Linked DNA regions of Homo sapiens: all the other regions are linked to region 2. A link is a contact called in ENCODE Hi-C or POLR2A ChIA-PET data. All regions are on one chromosome and are shown on one strand. The core of a region is the stretch at or near the end of the contact, and the rest is flanking DNA. Distances in the headings are between cores, read along the strand shown.

Evidence for each region. Hi-C counts contacts between places; a loop is a spot of excess contacts on that map. ChIA-PET counts read pairs that join two places held with the same protein, here RNA polymerase II (POLR2A). Pooled maps may share reads with other maps.
Region 1: a pooled map shows a loop between it and region 2 (11-fold over the local background). The contact joins the promoter of PPID here to the promoter of RPS3A in region 2. A Hi-C loop is called at or near these places in 5 of 50 pooled maps.
Region 3: a map of transverse colon shows a loop between it and region 2 (34-fold over the local background). The contact joins the enhancer-like site here to the promoter of RPS3A in region 2. A Hi-C loop is called at or near these places in 1 of 168 maps with a recorded cell type or tissue (transverse colon) and 6 of 50 pooled maps. POLR2A ChIA-PET finds 5 or more read pairs at or near these places in 1 of 52 experiments (BJ).
Region 4: a loop to region 2 is called in a map of CD8-positive, alpha-beta T cell, with 29 times the contacts of the local background. The contact joins the promoter of SMARCA5 here to the promoter of RPS3A in region 2. A Hi-C loop is called at or near these places in 4 of 168 maps with a recorded cell type or tissue (B cell, CD4-positive, alpha-beta T cell, CD4-positive, alpha-beta memory T cell and 1 more) and 10 of 50 pooled maps.

What each region holds. Positions count from the first base shown.
Region 1 is chr4:158,721,525-158,724,810 of GRCh38, reverse strand. PPID (peptidylprolyl isomerase D) reads left to right here and starts at 1,415. Exons shown (of 10, transcript NM_005038.3): 1 at 1,415-1,607. The coding sequence starts at 1,523. RefSeq lists enhancers at 837-1,421, 1,309-1,788, 1,422-2,005.
Region 2 is chr4:151,098,319-151,101,560 of GRCh38, reverse strand. It overlaps RPS3A (ribosomal protein S3A), which reads right to left and starts at 1,933. Exons shown (of 6, transcript NM_001006.5): 1 at 1,847-1,933; 2 at 973-1,076; 3 at 399-586. The coding sequence starts at 1,908. RefSeq lists enhancers at 1,010-1,593, 1,614-2,173, 1,594-2,178, 1,477-2,676, 2,954-3,023.
Region 3 is chr4:145,731,326-145,734,383 of GRCh38, reverse strand. C4orf51 (chromosome 4 open reading frame 51) reads right to left here. Exons shown (of 6, transcript NM_001080531.3): 6 at 1,587-1,931. The coding sequence ends at 1,824. Among named protein-coding and RNA genes, the nearest start is that of C4orf51, 53 kb to the right of the region's middle. RefSeq lists an enhancer at 1-387 and a silencer at 943-1,542. Within about 2 kb of position 1,368, at least 33 of the 41 ENCODE cell types and tissues checked have a DNase peak (open chromatin) inside an H3K27ac peak, as active enhancers do; they include transverse colon, where a contact is called at or near this core.
Region 4 is chr4:143,511,861-143,515,041 of GRCh38, reverse strand. SMARCA5 (SNF2 related chromatin remodeling ATPase 5) reads right to left here and starts at 1,340. Exons shown (of 24, transcript NM_003601.4): 1 at 941-1,340. The coding sequence starts at 1,117. SMARCA5-AS1 (SMARCA5 antisense RNA 1) reads left to right here and starts at 205. Exons shown (of 2, transcript NR_104027.1): 1 at 205-597; 2 at 817-1,570. RefSeq lists enhancers at 720-839, 900-959, 1,250-1,619, 1,650-1,719, 1,750-1,839 and 1 more.

The sequences.
Region 1 (3,286 bases), core at 166-2,665, 7.6 Mb before region 2:
TTAGTCCAGTGTATAACATCACAGGCAAATTCAAATTGAGAATAGGAATCAGTTGTTCTTTAACCGTAACCCTTCTAACTTTTACTTATCCTAAGACCGGGTAGCAAGTAGGGCAGGAGCCTTCATCTAGAGGGATGGTGACAGCTCTGATAGGGGAAAATTAGCACTGGTCTTTCCTTCCAAAAAGCCACTCTGGCTGCTGCTGTTGACACAAGGCTCCTGGCTTTTGAGACATTATTTGAGTGCTGGATTCCAATACTTTTTACTTTCTCATAAGAAAAAAAAATGTGAAGCATCTAAGGATATCTCCTGCCTTATTGATAAAGTAAGCCTCAGGCTGAATCCAAATTGCTGAGCTCCAATAGAACTACAGGGCAAAGCATCTACACAGGGAATTGCCACTCTTCTCCAAAATTAGGCTTTATTAAGAGGCAAGGCTATGTTCTCCTCATATATATGTGTGTGTGTGTGTGTGTGTGTGTGTGTGTGTGTGTGTGTAAAAAGTAAATGTTTTACACAGATCCCCATAAGGGAAAAGTGGGCTATAGTAATACAGTATTTTTTTGTTTTTCTTTTTTTTGGGGGGGGGGGGGACAGTTTCGCTCTGTCACCCAGTCTGGAGTACAGTGGCGCGATCTCGGTTCACTGCAACCGCCGCCTCCCGGGTTCAAGCGATTCTCCTGCCTCAGCCTCCCGAGTAGCTGGGACTACAGGCAAGCACCACCACGCCCGGGTGATTTTTTTTTTTTTTATTTTTAGTAGAGACGGGTTTCATCATGTTGGTCAGGCTGGTCTCGAACTCCTGACCTCAAATGATCCGCCCGCCTCGGCCTCCCAATGTGCTGGGACTACAGGCGTGAGCCACCGCGCCCCGCCAAATACAGTTTTATCAGGAATCAAAACTGTGCTCTCTTCTGGACTCTCAGCTTTAGCTGTTTGGAGCGTTTAGTCTAAGCCTTACCACTTACATTGTAATGTGAAGATCAAATTGTAACGACATGGCAATAATAAGGCTCCTATTGGTTGGGTACCACCAGTTTATGCCAGGCATTGTACTGATTCATGTCTTTAATCCTCAAAACGACCTTCCGAGGTCAGCGTTTTTATTCTTTTTCCAGAGGAGCAAACTGAGTTTCTGAGAAGTCACACCCAACTTGGTGGCAGAGCTGACGCTGGCATGGGGTTGACTCCAAAGCTCTCTACGCCACGAGGGTGGGAAAGACAACGAAACACAAGCGAGAAGAATAATGAGAACTGGGATCGCAACTTCATTAAATGAGAAGCCAGGAACAGGTGGCGGAGGGCACGCGGTTCGCTGCACGGAGTCGCTCAGGCTCTTTGAAACACCGCGCGGGGGAGCGGGGCGGTGCCGGAAGTCAGGCCATGGCTTCCGGTTCTTGCGTCGGAAGTGGCCGGTCAGCGTCGCTGCCGGTCTCCGGCGGAGACGGACTCTGGAGTTTGGGCGGCCCGGGCGGCCACTAGGTACTCTGATATTCCGTACTAAACACGTCTGCAAGTCAAGATGTCGCACCCGTCCCCCCAAGCCAAGCCCTCCAACCCCAGTAACCCTCGAGTCTTCTTTGACGTGGACATCGGAGGGGAGCGAGGTGAGCGGAGTCTGACGCTCGCGGAAAAGCCCCGAGGAGGCGGGGGTTCCCGGGATTTGGGGGATTCCAAGGGCGGAATGCGGCTCCGGCCGGTGACTGCTCAGTTTCGCGGAGGGGATGGCTGCCTAGGCTGGTCCGCCGGAGCAGGCCCGGAGATCTAGGGCTAGATCGATCCAGCGCCCTTGTATCAATGCCATCGGTGGTGCGGAAGTTTCTGGAAATTTCTAGTTCGGGAATTGTGGCGTCCTTTAGGTTTGCCTCCTGATTTGGTGGCACTTCCACGCCACCTTTGCACTACCAAGTTAGCATGAAATATTTTATGTTTGCAATGGGACAGTTCGGAAAGCATATCCTGGGATATGCGTCTGCTGGGCCCCAGGAAACTATATTTGCCACATGAGATAATATATCAGCACGTGCTGTGTTATTTATACGTTAAAGGGACTTGTTTGCTCATTGCTTTTGCCTTATTACTGATTCTTAATTTAGAGGTCCGTTCAGATGAGCAAACATTTTCTCTTAATTTGCCATTGGGAAAATGCGCTCAACGTAGTGATGGTGTTGCCTAGGTTACATAGCCGCTCAGAAGTTCCTAAGGCCTGGTGAATTAGGGAGCGTGTTGCTTTGTAACTGGATTGGCCTTGTTCTGGAACACGTTGGAATTGCTGGCCAGGCAATGTGTTTGAATGCATGTACAGGACACACACACGTTTACACGTACATTCAGTTTGTTGCAACTAGCTAGGGCTAGGTTTAATCTCACCTGTCTTAGCTGCTATCTAGAGGAGGAATTTTTACAGCTTTTGCTTCAGAGGTTGCATGAGGCAGTTTGCTCAGAGCACAAAGGCTGCAGGTATACGTAACACGTGGCAAGTCCGCCCACCCAAAGACTGTTTAATTTTCTCCCGTTGGTTGCTTGGTGATTGGAAATTCTCAGTACCTCTTGAAGAAATTACTCAGGATTTAAAACTATTTGTATTTAATGATATCTCTTACATGGTGCTAATCTTTTGGCTACTATAATTGGTTATGATCCTTAGTGTAATGTTTCAAATCTGTTTATATACATACATGACAGTAGGTAGACTAAATTTGAATATTAGAATAAAATAAGATTCACTAATTCTAGTGAGTATATTCAAAGGAAATGAAGTTTGTATGTCAAAGAGGTATCTGCACTCCCATGTTCATTGCAGCATTATTCATGATAGCCAAGATAATGGAATCAAACTAGGTTTCCATCTACAGATGGATTTTTTTTAAAATTTGATATATGTGCACAGTGGAGTACTATTCACCCATAAAAAATAATGAAATCTTGTCACTTCTGACAACATGAATTAATATGGAGGACATTATGTTACATGAAATAAGCTGGGCACAGGAAGACAAGGCATGATCTCACTTACATGTGGTTTCTAAAAAGTTGACCTTGAAGTAGAGAATGGAATGGTGGATTTCAGGGGTTGGGTAGATGTTGATCACGAGAGACCTAATTTCAGTTAGAAAGGGGGAATAAATTTAAGAGATCTATTGTATAACATAATGACTATAGTTAGTAGCAATGTGTTGTGTTCTTGAAATTGCAAAAAAGAAAAATTACAGTAAAGGGGAACTTGGTAATTCATGATTGATCTGCTACCATAATTATACCAACCTTCTTTTTATCATTTGTCTAT
Region 2 (3,242 bases), core at 684-3,183:
CCTCACTCCAGAGGCTCTGCCACAATTATGCTCTACTGCCACAGTTAATCAACATTCACTCAATTCTGAGGTCAAAAAACATCCTTAAGACAGGCAAAACCGCCCACCTGCACCTAAACGTTCCTCAAAAAACCACTAATCTATGCAGCAAGAAAATCTGACTTTGATGATACACCACTATTAAATCTTAGATTTAAATAGTAAGTAAAATATGGTGTGGCAACCCCAGAGTTAGCACTCAACAACGGCAAGAAAACAAAAATTTAAAATGAACTTTGTGGACATTTCACTGGTCTCAATAAATAAATAAAATGAACTTGCTCCTTCCAGTCATCAAACCATGCTATCCTTGGTCAAACACCCATAGCACAACCACTCTAAGGAACTTTGGGTCTCACCTGCCATTTTTTGACCATGGAACACATTTTGTCACGGGTAAGATCCATGCCATGGAAGTTAGTCAGGCAGTTTTTACCCTGAACATCTTCAGTAATCAGCTTGAATTTTCTAAATGCAACTTCATCATTCTGCAAATCAGCAAGACTCACTTCAAACACACGACCCTTGAGACCATCAGATGCAATTTCTACAAAAGAAAAAAACAAGTATCTTAACATTTAGGAACCATATAAGCAAAGTCAAGCCTGTAAACTGAGGGTAGAAATTAAGTTAATGGTAAATTATAAAGACCTTAACCTTTGTTATCAAATCTATCCAGACACCAGTGACTTATCAACAGTACTTATTTGAAGCTCAGAACTACCCATGGCACATTTTCTTAATTCAAAAAGCACCATCTTGCTTCTCTCCAAGTGCTGTACTAAAAATGATCACCACAGGTGCCAAGGCTGCAACCAAGAGCTGACATTTCCTTAAAGTCTCCCACCACAGGACCAACAACAGACCAAGATGCCTGCTACAATATACAAGCGCCAACTTAAGGAAAATACAAACCAAGAATAAGCTACTTACTGGTTCCTTGGGTCCTGGTGACGAGCGTCTTTCCAATATTTCTTATATTGAACATAGCAGGTGCTTTCACATCATACCAATCTTTCTTAGAAAATGGATCAACCCTGGATTTTAAGAAGATGCTTAAGTTCCATTGCAGATCAATTCTTACTGTATTTTTCACTGTTAATGGTATTTCCCATTAATATTTTAAAAAGCTAACCGGCAATTTGATACCAAAGTATATCTCACAGTGAGGTGAGGGGAACAAACATAAATCTAGCTCTTCCCACTGTACGTTTCACTGCATGCATCAGACTTTGAAAGGTTATGTCCACTTCCCACCCTCATCGGTCCATCCACTACACAGGCACTTAGAATAACATGCATCGGTCCTTCCACTACACAGGCACGAGTAACATGCAATCTCATTAACTTTGCTGGCACGTAATGGCATGTACTGGTAACTAAGAGACTGCATGGCCCCAAAGCTTAGCAGGAGCTCGCAGATTCCAGCGGGACCAAGCAAAGGCGAGATTGACGGGTCCTGAATGGATAGAAGGGTGCTTTCCTCAACTCCTGCTGTCGCAGTGCCATCAAACACTCGCAGAATTGAGGCAGCTCGTGAGCCCACAAAACTAACATTCCAGCCGAGTCGCGCCGGCAAGCCGGCTCAAACGCGACGCGCGCAAGGACCAGAAGGCCTGGGAAAGGCAGCCGACCTGCCGCTACTCAACACCGACCCTCCAGGCCGCGTTCCTGGGTGCACCAACCCGCCACGGCCCGCACAATCCGACTGGAATCCTCGCCATCCGGCCTACGCCGCGATCTAGGACCAGCCCGCCGATTCCAGCAGACCCCCAAAAAGCAAGACGCCACGACAGTCGCGACTTACACTTTCTTCTTGGCTCCCTTTTTGCCGCCTTTCGTAAGGCGCTTGTTCTTGCCAACCGCCATGGTGCTGGTCAGAGAGCCAAAAGGGCGGAAGTGGGAGTCGCGCGAGAACTTAGGCGTACGGGGGCGGGGCGCGCCGTCTACGTGACCTTTGCCCTGTTATTCTTCCGGCCTCAAGAATTCCGGGACAGTAGAGAGCGCCACTCTTTCTACTGTGGTTGCGACATCGCCATCGTGTGTGGGGAGGCCGCGCGGCATGCCGCGGGCTCACTGGAGGCTGCGCTGTGTAGACCAAGGCGTCGGTGGCCTGACGTGCAGGCGTCTGGTTACCTGTGGTTTCTGTGGCTGTGACGTCGGGAAGTAAGTTTCTGTAAAACGAGACGCCCACTCAACATCGTTCAAAGCTGAACTCACCGTCTAACCCCCAAACCTGCTTTTTGAGAGCATTGGCTTTGGAGTCAGTCAGCGGATCTGATTCAAATGCCGGTTTCAACAGGGCTTTGCTTGAGACCGACCTCTCCACGCTTGTTTCCTCATGCGTAATATGGGGGTGATAAAACGGTCGGCTTCATGAGGTTTCATAGGGCTAAATGAGCATCACTCCAGAGATGCTAGCGACGTTCTGCTTGTTGATGTGGATGCTGGTTCATCTCAGGTGTTGTTGCTTTGTGAACATTCACTAAGCTCTACGCTTATTTGTGTCCTTTTCTATATGTCTGTTATATATTGATTAAAAGGTTTTTTTAAAATAGAGTGAGACCGAACTCGTTGGCTCACACCTGTAATCCCAGCACTTTAAGAGGCTGAGGCAGGGGAATCAACTGAAGCCAGGAATTGGAGACTAGCCTGGGCCACACAGCCAGACCCCGTCTTTACAAGAAAATGATAAAATTAGCAGGGCGTTGGCCGGGCGCGGTGGCTCACGCCTGTAATCCCAGCACTTTGGGAGGCTGAGGCGGGCGGATCGCCTGAGCTCAGGAGTTCGAGACCAGCCTGGCCAACATAGTGAAACCCCGTCTCTACTAAACATACAAAAAATTAGCCGGGTGGGTGCCTGTAATCCCAGCTACTCGGGAGGCTGAGGCACGAGAATCTGAGCTCAGGAGGCGGAAGTTGCAGTGAGCCGAGATCGCGCCATTGCCTGGCCAACAAGAGTGAAACTGCGTCAAAAAAAAAAAAGTGAGATCTCCAAATGTTTCCATTTTTGCAACTAATCCAAACCCGCCTCCCCCATTTTTTTTAACTGTAGGGGTTAACAGAGCACATCCTGGCAAGGTGTGGCTGGCTAGCTCAAGTGTGCAGCCCTCGGAAAGCATCTGGCCCATACAGGCTTGGTACTCAGCCAGTGGTGTGTTGAGTTCCCTTCTCTAACTTCCCCTCTGGCAGAAAACCCTGTG
Region 3 (3,058 bases), core at 119-2,618, 5.4 Mb after region 2:
TCAGCCACGTGACCTTCCCGAAGCCCCTCCACTTTCTGAGTGTCCTCAATCAATGGATATACATCTCGGATGAATCCTAAGGAACACTCTAGTTACAACACTCAGAGTCTATGAACCTGCCGGTTCCCTTTTTCTTGGACACAAGCCCTAACCCACGTGTGAGGGAATATGTTTCCACAAGCAAATATTTGTTCTTTGCCTTTTGGGGGTTAAGGAATGGTGGACAGACAGGCGAGAAGGTGTAGACCCCACCATACCAATGTTGCTGGTCAAATTGAACTTGTGTGGCCAGGTTACTGTTGCAACCTATCTGTAAAGCTGTTAGCCTTCATTTTTAGAATTAAAACAGAATTCTAATCAGCTATCCTCTGCGTATAGTAAAAAACAAATGATGAATTAATGATAGCCATTACCTTGGAGAACTGTATTTTCTTGGACTAGGAAAAGCCAAGAAATTCGAGATTAAAACCAGGATCATGAGGTACTAGACTCGGAACCTAAACAGAGGCCTTTCTCTCCTTCTGCCTGGGATGTCTACTGGGGCTGGCCAGGGCAAAACTCCGGAGGTTCCTAAGTGGCTACAGGGCTGCCTTTTCAATGCATGCTTTTGGAGAGCTTAATGGAAACCATACGAAGGTTGCCGGGAATCAGACCAGATGGCTCCCGGGGAATGTATTTAACCCGACCTAGGGCTAAGAGACAAAAATAATCACTAGGAGTTTGTGGGGCGGGAGGCAGGGGTGGTGCTGCGACTTTTAATTGTATTTTCTATTCAACAGAAATCCTAAGAGAAGGACGGTCTTGGTAACTAGGAGTAAACGGAAGGGGGTGTGGGGAGCAGAGAGCGGGGCTGGGGAGGAAGAGTGGTAGGAGGCGGCTACTTTAGTAAACCAAACACCGTTCTGCTTTTCCTCAGAAGTCGGCGGCTGCCGGGGCCCTTCGCGGGCCTAGACGGCAGCGGGCTCCTTCCCGCGCCCCAGGTCATGTGCAGCCCCTGCCGCTCCCGGTCCCTCCCTCCCGCGCGCTCCGCGGGGGCGACGAGGCGGGCGGTGGTGGGGGGGAATCAGCAGGAGGAGGGTCGTAGGCGGCGGAGGCGGCCTGTGGACGCTAGGGGAGGAAGATCGTGGGGGAGAAGAGGTGGGCCGTGGAGGAAGAAGGAGACGGCCGCTCCGGCGGGCCGGGAGGAGCGGGAAGAGGCGGACCGGGGAGGGGAGGGGCAGGCGGCGGGTGGGCGGGCCGTGGGCGCGGCTTTGGGGGCGCAGGCAGCCTACCGAGGGAGCCGGGACGGGAGGGCCACGACTCCGCCCCTGAGCTCGCGAGCCCGCCGCGTCTGAGGCCGCCCCCGCCCCCGCGACTGTCGGAGCCAATTCGCTTCCCGGCGGCGCCTTGCGCGGAGGAAAACCTGGCGGTGGAAGGCTCCGGCTCTGCTGGGTGACCGCTCTGAATACAAAGAGCATTTCTCACGCCCCTGCGCCTTCCCCGGGGCTCCCAGATACAAGGGACAGGCTCTGTGACGCCGGAGCCCCCGACGGTCGGGGCCGCAGCACCATTTCTGTGGTTCTAGCAGAGAAATGTGGTCCCAAGTATTTATTTAAAAAGGAAAATTTAATAAAGATTATAAAAACTTTTGTCTCTCTCCACCAATTAAAAAGGGAAAAAACTGATAAATGAAGCCCATGGAATTGTCCCAGAAAGCCAACCTGCCAGGGTCCAGACGTTCCTGGGCGGGGCGGGTGGGGGGAGGGTGTTGGGAGGGCCCCATACCTCAAAGTTGTTTATTAAGCAAACTCCACGCCTCCAGCCTTGTGGCTTCATTTTCCAACTCAGTTAAATGGCGATGAGGGTCCTCCCCAGCCATAATCGGAGTATCGATCAGCTTCTGAATCCTCAGATGAGCAAACCTTGCTTTCAGAATCGCACCGTCCATGAAGCTGGAGAAAAATGGCCTGGTTGTCAACACTCGCTCATCCGCAAAGGTCACTTTTCCACAGAATTGGGAATTAAATGGTCTCTTCCAAACCAGACATCATTCATGAGCAGGAGATGGGATTGATCCTGCATTTTCTTCCATCTCTCTTAACCTTCCTGTTTAATATATTGTGTCTCTGTTAGGAAGGCCAGATTAATAAAGTGGGAGAGAAAAAGGGCAGGAACTCTTGCAATCCCTAACCGGCCCCCACTGCTTCTCTGGTAAGATTCTTTCCAGGTTTCCCTAATTCCTTTAGTTCCCACATTCCTGGATGTGAATGCTCTGCTTTCCAGTTTCCATCAGGAACTTCTTCAAGATAGGACACAGGAATATAAATATTTAGAGAATGATTACCAAAAGCACTACCCAGCAAGCAAATACTTTCGAAACTAAGAATAGTGTTAATGATCGTTGAAAATTTCATTCAATCTCTACTTATTGCTTTGATGCAGGAAATTGGGCATTTATATATCTCAGTGCTTGTTCTCCTCCAAACTATATATATTTAAAAATATTAAGATTTGCCTTGTCTCGGCCGGGCATGGTGGCTCACGCCTGTAATCCCAGCAGTTTGGGAGGCCGAGGTGGGCAGATCACCTGAGGTCAGGAGTTCGAGACCAGCCTGGCCAACACAGTGAAACCCTGTCTCTACTAAAAATACAAAAATTAGTTGGGTGTGGTGGCACACACCTGTAATCCCAGTTACTCGGGAGGCTGAGGCAGGAGAATTGCTTGAACCCAGGAGGTGGAGGTTGCAGTGAGCCAAGATCACGCCATTGCACTCCAGCCTGGGCAACAAGAGTGAAACTCCTGTCTCAAAAAAAAAAAAAAAAAAAAAAAAAAAAAAAAAGATTTGCCTTGTCTCATAAATAAAAAGTCATGATTTATTTTTTTGCTCAGGACTCTAGGTCCAAGGTTTTCCAAATATGTGCCCCATATTAATTGTGTGGTGTGTGTGTGTGCACCTGCATGTACTTTTAGTCTGTTATTGCACCACAAAAACAAGAGCAGGATTAATGTCATTTATTTGTTGGGAATGGTTGACTTAAAAGCGGCTACTTTGAGTACAGAGAATTCCCTTTCTGGGAG
Region 4 (3,181 bases), core at 91-2,590, 7.6 Mb after region 2:
AAAAATTGGAAGGAGCAATTACTTTGTTCCCAGATGCAAAGCCTGGAAGCATATCCAATTTACCCGCCTGGCAGCTTCCCCCATCTTTCCAGCCCCCTCAGTACTGTCAGCATCCCCTGCCCAACCCAAACCCATAAGTCTCGGCAGCGAGTGGTACTAATTTTTTTTTTTCTTAAGGCCAGAGGCCAAAAAGAGAAAAGTGCCGGACTGAGAGCCAACCAACTGCGCCTGGTTCTCTAATTCATTCCTACACTTATTCATCCCCCCTAAATTAGACGGGGGATCCGAGACAGCTGCTGCTGCCTTGGTTGCTTCCCTTCCAGTGGAATAGTGCCTGGGAGGGGCCTTCTCTCCCTTCACAGAAGCAGCTGCGCCCCGCTTATCCCCACTGCGCACTCGGCCATCCAGCTCTCGCCATTGTTTCTGCCCACAACAGATACCGCCCCTGCAAGGACCGGGAAGAAGAAAAGGAGGCCCAAGTCCTCGGACGCGCTGCTTTTAAATGCCTCCTTCACCCCGCCCGTGCATCCCGCTCCTAAGGGGTCATCTCCTCGCCCTTCCCCGAAGTTTGGTGGAAACTAAAAACCACATTCAGAGGTAGGAGAGGGAATTATGGGAGTCTAGTGGGAAAAAAACGATGGGTCCCCCGGGCCACGGTAACCAAGAACATCTGTTCACTGAGAGCGTTCAAATATTTGTCAGGATTCACGAAAGAGACAAATAATTTAAATGTGAGGAGCCAGAAATCCATTTTGCTTAGCTCGAATAGGGTAAGAACAAGGGAGCAAGAGTGAGAGCATCATTTCGTATCCACAGGGTGTGAAGCTGAGTCTGGTGCAGAGAGAGAAACCCGGCTCTGCGTCCGATCGCCACGATCCGGCGAGGGAGCCAGCTCCTCCTCCCCGCTGCACCCGCTCCCCATGCCGCAAGTCGCCCTCACCTCCATCTCGGCGTCTGCGGGACCAGCGCTGGCCGCAGACGCAACCGCCTGCGCCGCGACGCCTTCGGGGCCGCCTTTGTTGCTGCTGTTGCTCCCGCCGCTGGCGATCGAGGCTGCGGGCTTGGAAGGCGCGCTCTCGGGAGGCGGGGGTGGCGGAGGCTCGGCCGCGGACGACATGATGTTCCGTCTGCGTCACCCGCTGCTGCCAGAGGCCCGAGTCCGGCGGGGATGGACGGGGAGGCCTAGGCCTGGATGCTACGTCGCAATAAACTGGTGGAGGAGCGAGACTCCCACCCGAGCGCTCCCCTGCGCCGCGCCTCCGCGACGGGCCTGAGCCGGGCCCAGGAGCTGCACACTCCCAAACGTTCTGCTCTTCCGCGGGGCTCTAGGTTCCACCGGCGCTTACCTCACGGCGGGAATCACGTCGACGAGGGTGGGCGGGGCCAGACGGGTCACTGAGGTCAAGGAAGGCCGGCTGATTTAGAGAAGGGCGGAGGGTTGGGGGAAGGGAAAAGGAAAACGAAAGAGAGACTGAGGCTGGGAAAACGCTTCGCCGCCTCCTCCTCTTCCTCTGGAAGATAACATCTATCTCGCCAGCATCCAGGACGACGACCTACGCCACCGACTTTCAACACTCGCGAGATTCCTTATTGGCTCACTGACTGGGTCCTGAGCGCGCATGCGCATACTGCCCTCCTCACCCTTGGCCCGCCCTCTTCCAGATCTCTAGCCGGCTCGGGAGAGAAGAGTGGGCGGGACCTCCAGGGAGCGCTCGGAGGTGTAGGTTTGTGCGCCTGCTGCTTGGCAGGACGCGAGCTCAGTGTTTTAGGCTTTCGTAACGGCTCACGGTTCTCGCTGTGTCTTCTGTGCCTGACAGGGGTTGGCGGCACTACCGGAAAACTTGTCTGGGTTTTGCGCTGCCCATTCAAACTTGGAAGTCTTGTGTCTGGCCCCAAAACTTCTGCCGTATCCGCTTAGAGGCGTGACGCCACAGCCTTGACGACGTTATGGTTACCCCAAGTGAAGTCTCACGGTTTTTTGTTGTTAGAAAAAAAAAAAAAGTCCGTTAGTGTGATTTTTTTCTTTTTTCTTTTTTTTTTTTTTTGCCTTCTCATGTTAGCTGCGTCGGTTATTTCTAAATACCCTCCTTAGGCACAGAGTTAAATGATATTTCTTCTGAATTTATATGCCAAAGTTAAGCAAATAACGTGCACACTACCATGGAAGTGAGAAACACGAATAATCAATATATGGGGAAGATAGGTGGTGCGATGTAATCTTTTCCCCAAGCATCAAACATGAAAATTAAAACGTACATTCTCCTTAAGTGTTAACAAATATTCAGCACTGATTTTGTATACTGCCTTAGGCAGCCTTCAATGCAGCTTAAGGGCCTTGTGCATTCATCGCCTACAAAATTTAAATACATTGTAGTCTGTTTGATAACGAATCTGCATACTACAGTAGATTACCTGCCCAGTACAGGGTCTTTTTTATCTTTTTTTATTCCTCATATTCAGTATTCTCTAAATGTTTGTTGAGTAAAGGAGACACATTTTTCGAGAGTTGAGGTTTGAGCTAACTGGTTATGTTGAATTCCAAACAGAAGGGATCCCCTTTGAATATATAGCCTGCAAATTTTTTAACTAATGGAATGATAATTCTTAAATGGACATCTGGAAAAATGTCCCCACTCCACTAGAAATGCTAGTTCTTAGACTATAAGGAAATGTCTAAGGATATATGCAAAGATGAATACCTACAATGATGTTCATCATAGTCTTCATATATGACTGCAAAAAGCTAACAACAGTAGGCTGAATCCAGTATTAAAAGTTAGGTGTTTAAAACTGTCATACACCCAGAAAATGAACTATTAACCTTTAACAACCATTAATGTAGAATAATGGTTGTTTTGTGTTGTTTTGTTTTCAGACAGTTTCTGTCGCCCAGGCTGCAGTGCGGTGGCATGATCTCAGCTCACTGCAATCTCCAACTCCCAGGTTCAAAGGATTCTCATGACTTAGCCTCCGGAGTAGCTGGAATTACAGGCGTGCACCACCACGCCTGGCTAATTTTTGTATTTTCAGTAGAGACAGGGTTTTGCTGTTTTGGCCAGGCTAGTCTCAAACTCCTGGTCTCAAGTGATCTGCTCGCCTAGGCCTCCTAAAGTGCTGGGGTTACAGGCGTGAGCCACCGCACCTAGCCAAAGAATGTTAATTTATAAAGTGTTAACTGAAA